2 separate regions of the Mus musculus genome follow, and region 2 is linked to region 1. A link is a contact called in ENCODE Hi-C or POLR2A ChIA-PET data. All regions are on one chromosome and are shown on one strand. The core of a region is the stretch at or near the end of the contact, and the rest is flanking DNA. Distances in the headings are between cores, read along the strand shown.

Evidence for each region. Hi-C counts contacts between places; a loop is a spot of excess contacts on that map. ChIA-PET counts read pairs that join two places held with the same protein, here RNA polymerase II (POLR2A).
Region 2: POLR2A ChIA-PET joins it to region 1 with 24 read pairs in Patski. The contact joins the promoter of Mrgbp here to the promoter of Slco4a1 in region 1. A Hi-C loop is called at or near these places in 1 of 37 maps with a recorded cell type or tissue (mature B cell). POLR2A ChIA-PET finds 5 or more read pairs at or near these places in 1 of 5 experiments (Patski).

Annotation. Positions count from the first base shown.
Region 1 is chr2:180,454,820-180,458,196 of GRCm38, forward strand. Slco4a1 (solute carrier organic anion transporter family, member 4a1) reads left to right here and starts at 1,426. Exons shown (of 12, transcript NM_001355218.1): 1 at 1,426-1,554.
Region 2 is chr2:180,579,457-180,582,835 of GRCm38, forward strand. It overlaps Mrgbp (MRG/MORF4L binding protein), which reads left to right and starts at 1,766. Exons shown (of 6, transcript NM_028479.2): 1 at 1,766-2,081; 2 at 3,155-3,379. The coding sequence starts at 3,352. It overlaps Gm30144 (a long non-coding RNA gene), which reads right to left and starts at 2,412. Exons shown (of 5, transcript XR_001783605.2): 1 at 1,380-2,412.

The sequences.
Region 1 (3,377 bases), core at 176-2,675:
CTAGACCCTGAAGTCATCACCAGAGGTTCCCAGGATAGAACATGAGTAGGTTCCGGCCACACCCACTCCGGGAAGACATGCTGATAAATAACAAGTCAGGCTGGAAGAACTAAGCTCAGCAGCCAGTCTCTTCTCTAGACATAAAGGAAGAGCCCTGCCTTAGCTCCCGAGGCTGCATGGAGGGTCTGTCCCCAGGCACCCTGTGACTAGTGATGTCCTCATGAGCTGACAGCAGGGTCCACACTAACTTTACTTTTGTGTAGCCCAAGCTGATCACAGACTCTGATTCCTTCTGCCTTTACTTCCCCTGTCCAGATTATAAACTCTGGATGCCTTGGAGAGTTGGGGAAGGTTATTTTGTTTCTATTGTTTTGCTTTGGTTGTTGTTCTTGGTTTTGTTTTGTTTTATTTTTATTTTTAAATCCAGACAGGATTTTATTAGGTAGCCCAGTGTGGCTCTCCCACTAAAGATTCTCCTGCATCAGCCCCATGTATGTATAGGATTATCGGTGAACATCGCCACACCTGGCTCACATGTATTTTCAATTAAATGTAATACACCCCAAAGGGAGACATATATGGAGAGTTTCTGCCATCGGCTGTTGATTGTCAGTGGTATGATGTTAATGGCTAGTGGCTGTCGGCTGTTACTTGGCTAAATTCAGACCAGCTACTGTTTTCCATTTCCTTCAGTGATGTGTTGGAATCATAAAATTAAAAAAAAAAAGAAAAATAAAAAATAAAAAAGGTTGTTTGCTTGATTTTCTGAGACTGGGTTTCTTTTGTAGCCCAGGCTGGCCTAGAACTATGAAAGTGGGACCCTTCTTCTGCCCCAGCCTTCCGAATACCCACAGGCTTACAAGCAGTAGCCATCACACTCGTATGGCTAATTATCTTAGTTTTACAGATGCGAAAACTGGCCCAGAGGGGTTCAGAAATATGTTCAAGGTCGCACAGCAGAGAACGCCTCAATTTGAAGGTGACTGGTATATTCTCTCTCCATCTCAGGTCAAGAGTACCCGGAACTGGAACCCTGTGGGCTCCTCCGGTGAGGGTGTGGTTTGGCCCAGCGCCCCGTTGCACTGAACTCACTGGTTGACCTGAGCAGAGAGTGGAGAGATCCCTTTGCCGGGCTGGAGCTGTACCCCACGCCTGAGGGGATCGCTACTCGCGCCCTCCAACGCCTCGGTTCCACGCTTGAGCAGGTGGCATCTACGACGCAGTGAGACTTGAGCCATATTTTCCTAGCCTGCAACCTCCAGAGTGTCCCCCAACAGAAAGAAATCACCGCGTGCAAAGCACTAGCTAAGTCCCGCTCTCTGTGCTGTCCCTGACCCGCCCAAGTTCCGCCCCTCCGCTCGGCCCCGCCCCGGCGCGCCCTCGCTACTGTCACCTCTGGCCCCGGCCCGCCCGAGCCTCGCTGCCATTGGTGGCGGTGGTGAGGCCACTACCCCCATCCCTGCGGGAGCGGCTTGGGCGATGAATGAAGCGGGAGTGGGCTGCGCGCGTAGTCCAGAGCGCAGGGCGCAGCGCGGCAGCCGGGTTCGTGGGAAGGTGAGTGCTCTGGGATCTGGACTGCTTTGAGGTCTCGGACCAGGATGGGGACAGGGTCTGGCTCCGTACTAGATGCCTCCTAGGTATGCCAGACTCCGACCTGCTGACGTCAGGAGCGCGGCAGGTGTTTGCGGAGGCTGGACTAAAGCGCGGCGGAGCCCCGGGTGCGTTGTCTGAAGACACATCCCGGGGAACCAATGCGGGGACAGAGTGGGCTCAAGGGAGCCGGATGCAGAATTCACCCCTTCTCACTGCACATGAGGGAAGCTGCAAGTCTGCAGTGGGGTGGGGGAAGGCAGAGCCGCTGCGCTAGAGCGAGAGGGAAGATGGGAGTGGACTTGGGGCGCAGGAAAGCGTGAGGGGGGGGGGGGGACCGCTAGAGCTGTCGGCCCAGGTTAAAGGTTTGCTAGTATACGCAGGTGCGAGCCTCTGCGGGTCTGTTCAGCGACAGATCCAGTGGCTGTGGTGGTTGTTGCTAAGACCGAGGGAAACGTGGAGCACGGAAGTTGCTCACTAGTGGCGGGCTTTGTCCCTACGAGGAGCGCGGATGCCCGGGTCCCTGAGGCCCGGTACCTTCACGCAGCTCTCCGATGCCCCCGGACGCGTGTGTACGCCAACGAGAGTTCGGGTCGCTTTGCTGCCTGATTGGCACGCTTAGCTCCAAACCCGGGAACTCAAGGCAGGGTACCTCCTTCACAGGAGAGGTGAGCATCTGTAGGAAAAATGAGATAGAGACACATAGTCGCACCTTATAGCTTGGGGCCCCAGGCGCAGTGGCTTGAGTTTAGCGTGATGAGGATTGCTGGCCTCCCCCAGACATGGCCTTGGGGTGTTTCTGTCCCAAGGTGTTGAAACTGCCCATTTGTGATGGAACTATCCCAACTTCAGGGCAGTGTTTTTTGTTTGTTTGTTTGTTTTGTTTTGTTTTGTTTTGTAGTTTAGTAAACCAAGGTAGCTGTCTAGTCAGCTGTTGTTAAAGCAGCTTGGGGCAGGTGGACGGCAGGGAAGAGAACACCTGGTGTTTAGCCGAATTATTTATAAATCTTAGCTGTGGTAATGGGGACAGCAGGCGCTGTTTGCTGAGCCTGGCATTTGCTGGCTTGGAGAGGGCTTTGGATAAGAGCAGTCCCAGGCAGCATTTTAAAGTCCCCTTGCACAGAGGAGCAGCCTGGGGCACCGGGATGTTTGGCTTGCCTAGAAATGACACAGGGGAGACCGGAGGTTTGTATCATTTGCCAGCCATTCTCTCTTCAAGAAGAGAGGAAAGCCAGGTCAGAGAACCAGCAGTTACCAGGACAGGACTATGCTGGTGGCCAAAGGTACCTACCTGTTGGCTGTGATGAGGTGCAAGACTTGCCTTGCCTGCCCACTAGGAAAGACCAACAGGTACTACCTGGATAAATTCTTCCTGGATGATCTAATTGTAGCTCATTGGGTGTGGTCCCCAAAGCAGATGCTGGACAAGCCCCAACCAGAACCTTCCCCAATACTGCAGAGGGGCCAGGCAGGCAAGACGGAGGCTTGTGACTGGGTGAAGAGAGGGGCAGGGCCTGGGCCAGGACCAGCAGCATAAAGACTTGTAAATGGGCCCAGCAGGAGAGCTACCGAGTAACTGTTTTGCAGCAGTTTGGACTCTGTCTATGCCTTGCTTCCAGACACTCAGATTTTCTCAGTTCACTGACATATGGGGCCTGTTGTTGTGAGTCCTCTTTCTGTTACAGAAGTCTTCTGACTTAACCTGCTTCCCAGGTGGGTGCTGTTGTGTTTTATGAATTCATACCATTGTGATCTCCTAAAGTGGAACAGGTCGAGTTCCCAGCCTG
Region 2 (3,379 bases), core at 516-3,015, 120 kb after region 1:
GATGGCATCTGACCAGAGCCTTTACAAATGCTCCTCCCATTGAATCCAGTTCTTGTGACCAAGAGAGAAATGTTCCTTTGGGAATGGAGATAGGCTCCTTCTAGTTAACAGTGACCACCTCCTTCCAGAGACAACATCAGATCCTCAGACAAGCAATGCCATTTAGGAGGCTGGAGATGCACCTCAGTTGGTAGGGTTCTTCCCTGGCATGTATGAAGCCCTGGGTTCAATCCCCAGGATATATACCAGCAGATATCTGCTACCCTAGCACTTAGGAGGTAGAGGAATGGGGACTGAAGTTCAAGGTAATCTTTGGCCACAGAATGAGTTTGAGGCCAACCTGGGATACATAAGACCTTGAATAAGAAATAACAGTTGGTTGAGACCTAGACATGGTCTGGGGAATAGTTCACACTGGTCAAAGTAAACTAGACTGGTGTATAAACTATTAGGCTTGTATATTCATTAAATGAAGGAGAGCATTTCTATGGCCTTTATTTCTCACCTGAGCCCAGTCTGAACCCTTCACACTAGGATCAAGAATCCCAGCACTTGTATCTATCTTGTATAAAAGACTTAAGCAGCAGGAGTCGCAACAAATGAGAAAGGACTTGACCAGTTGGCTAGTAGATATATATCATTGTCTACTTTGTATCTGGGAAGTAAGGAGTCTTGCTACAAAGCTGATTATATCCTGGCCACCTGGAACCACCTGAAGACCTCACGGAGAAGACAAATCTGGGCAAACTTCACCAGCCATTTCTACAGAAAGTTGGTGGTGTGCCACACAGACACCTGCTCCAGACCAAAGAAATCCTTCTATCAGGTTTGAAGGAACCTCTCAGCTCCCAACAGGTGTGAATTCACTTTGAAGCTACGGGATCACACACATGATCATGGGCTAATGGTTTCTCTACAGCTCCTTGTTAGAGAGTGATAATCACAGGAGCGCTACAAAACGAACAAGCACAGCTTCCTCTTAATTCATGCTTTTGGACTAGAGAGCCTACATGTTCATGAAAATAAGAAGTTAGCGTGGGATAGTAGGCGGGGTCTTAGCTGCTGACCTTGATGCTCAGCTACTTCCTACTACCTAACAGAGAGTTCTGCAGAGACCTGCTGTGGCTTCGTGGAGAGAAAGAATGAAGTCATCCTTCTCTCCTAAACCATCCAACCTGTCTATAGGCATCAAGTCTATATTGCCAGTCACGCGTTCTGAAGTAACAGACGGATGTTTGCAAATGTCATGGCTGGTAGGATGTGGTCTGAGTACAGAGATCGCACAAACCAGAGAGGACCAGCTAGGATAGATGAGGTTGAGGGTTACATAGGGAAGCTCCCTGAAGAAGGACGCACTCCAAATTGAAGGAGTATCCTACCTGGTAGGGGTGAGACTAAGGTGGACCGGAACCAGAAGCAGTCAGCAGCAGAGTCTACCATGCCTTAGATATTCAGAGAATAACCAGGATATTATCAATCAGCTCCTGGGCACTTAATATGTGGCAGCTCTTAGGTTGGGAACTTGCTTTATGACATGTCCCAGATGGTAGATTATGCTTCACCCAGCCGTACAGTAACTAAGCCAAGTTCTGCATGCCAACCAAGCAGAGGCAAGGGCACCGCCCCTGTGAGATCATAACTCCCAGCTGCATCATATCCACATGATAGCAGTGACCCCACACCCCCTTATGAAGCTTTATTGGGCCACACCTCCCCTGTGGCATTGTGGGAACTTTTCCACCAGCTACGCTTTCACAGTGGGAAAGCTGAAGCCTGGCCACAGACTGCTGTCTGGCTCTGAGCTCTGAGCTGTCCCAGACAATGAGACAGGTCAGAGCCAGCACCCTCCATGGTTCCCTGCTGTGAGCATTGTCTGGTTACAGGCCTGAATGAGGGGCAAGTGGAGTGTCAGGACTGGATTCAAGGCTTGTGGCAGCCAGCAAGTGATCCTTATCAAGACCCAAGAGTTCAGAGCTACAGTGGCCCCATAGCACAAAGGAGAACAAAGGTTCTCAACATCTTAGTCTGAGAGGCATCAGTCAGAAAAGGGATTCTGATGCCTGGCAATGGCTGAGGAATGGGTAAGTAATGAAACCTGGATGGGTGGCAGGGTAGGACCCATGGCACAGCTGACTGGGGTGACTCAGGCCCAGAAGCAACCATGTTCTTAAGGCTGCTGTGCCCAGCCCTTGGCCCTATCCAATCCCATGTAGAGCTACTAACACCTGCCTGAAATTCTGACAGTCTGAGTTAATCATCCAACCACTTCTGGAGTGGATCCACTGTAGGGACAGAATGGAGGTACAGGTAGGTAGCAAGGCCGACAGGACCTGGATTTCTGTCTTCTGATGCCAAGGAAGCACTTAATTCTGGGACTGTCGTGCACTCAGGTCAGGGCTACTGAAAGATATACAGAGCTTCACTCCTACAAAATGTGATTGTTGGGCTTTAAATTTTTAAATTATTTATGGTGTGTGTGTGCAAGTGTGCATATACCATGGAATACATATAGAGGTTAGAATACAACTTTTTTTTTTTTTTTTACTTATTTTATTTATATGACTATGCTGTAGCTATCTTCAGACACACCAGAAGAGGGCATCAGAACCCATTACAGATGATTGTGAGCCACCATGTGGTTGCTGGGAATTGAACTCAGGACTTCTGGTAGAGCAGTCAGTGCTCTTAACCGCTGAGCCATGTCTCCAGCTCTAGAGTACAACTCCTAAGAATTGCTCCTCTCCTGCCAGCTCTAGGATCCAGGGGTGGAGTTCCAGTTATGGGCTGTGCACAAGGATCTCTATTAGATGGGCCATCTCACTAGCCCATGGGATGTTGTTGTTGTTATTGTTGTTGCTGCTGTTGTTGTTTAAACTATTTTTCTTAAACAGTTTTAGTGAGATGTAATTTACATATTGTACAATTTATCTCTGGCAAGGAGAGACACACCTTCACTTCTAGCTGAGTTCTTTTCCAAATTACCTAACCAGGTGAAGCCCAGATTTTTGGGCCGTGTGTGTCATGCTATGCAGACTTGGCTGACTCAGAACTCCTGCCTCTCTCTCCCGAGAGCTAGAATTACAGGAGTGTGTCACCACGCCCATCTGGTGCATTTTTAAAGCATAAGGTTTGTTCCCTCGCCTTCTCCGGACAGAGCCGTAGGCAGTAAAAGGTTCAACCACCAGGAGTCGCTGCTGCACCGGAAGCCAGTCTTCGCTGCGCCTGCGCGGACGCGGGCACGCGGCGTTCTCCAGCCCGGCGAGTGCGCGCCCTCCACACCAAGTGCGCCTGCGCGGAGCCTGTAGTATTTTCCCCCTTCTCGCGCCGGGCGCTCGTCAATCGCCGGCGGCCATGGGGGAGGCCGAGGTGGGCGGCACGG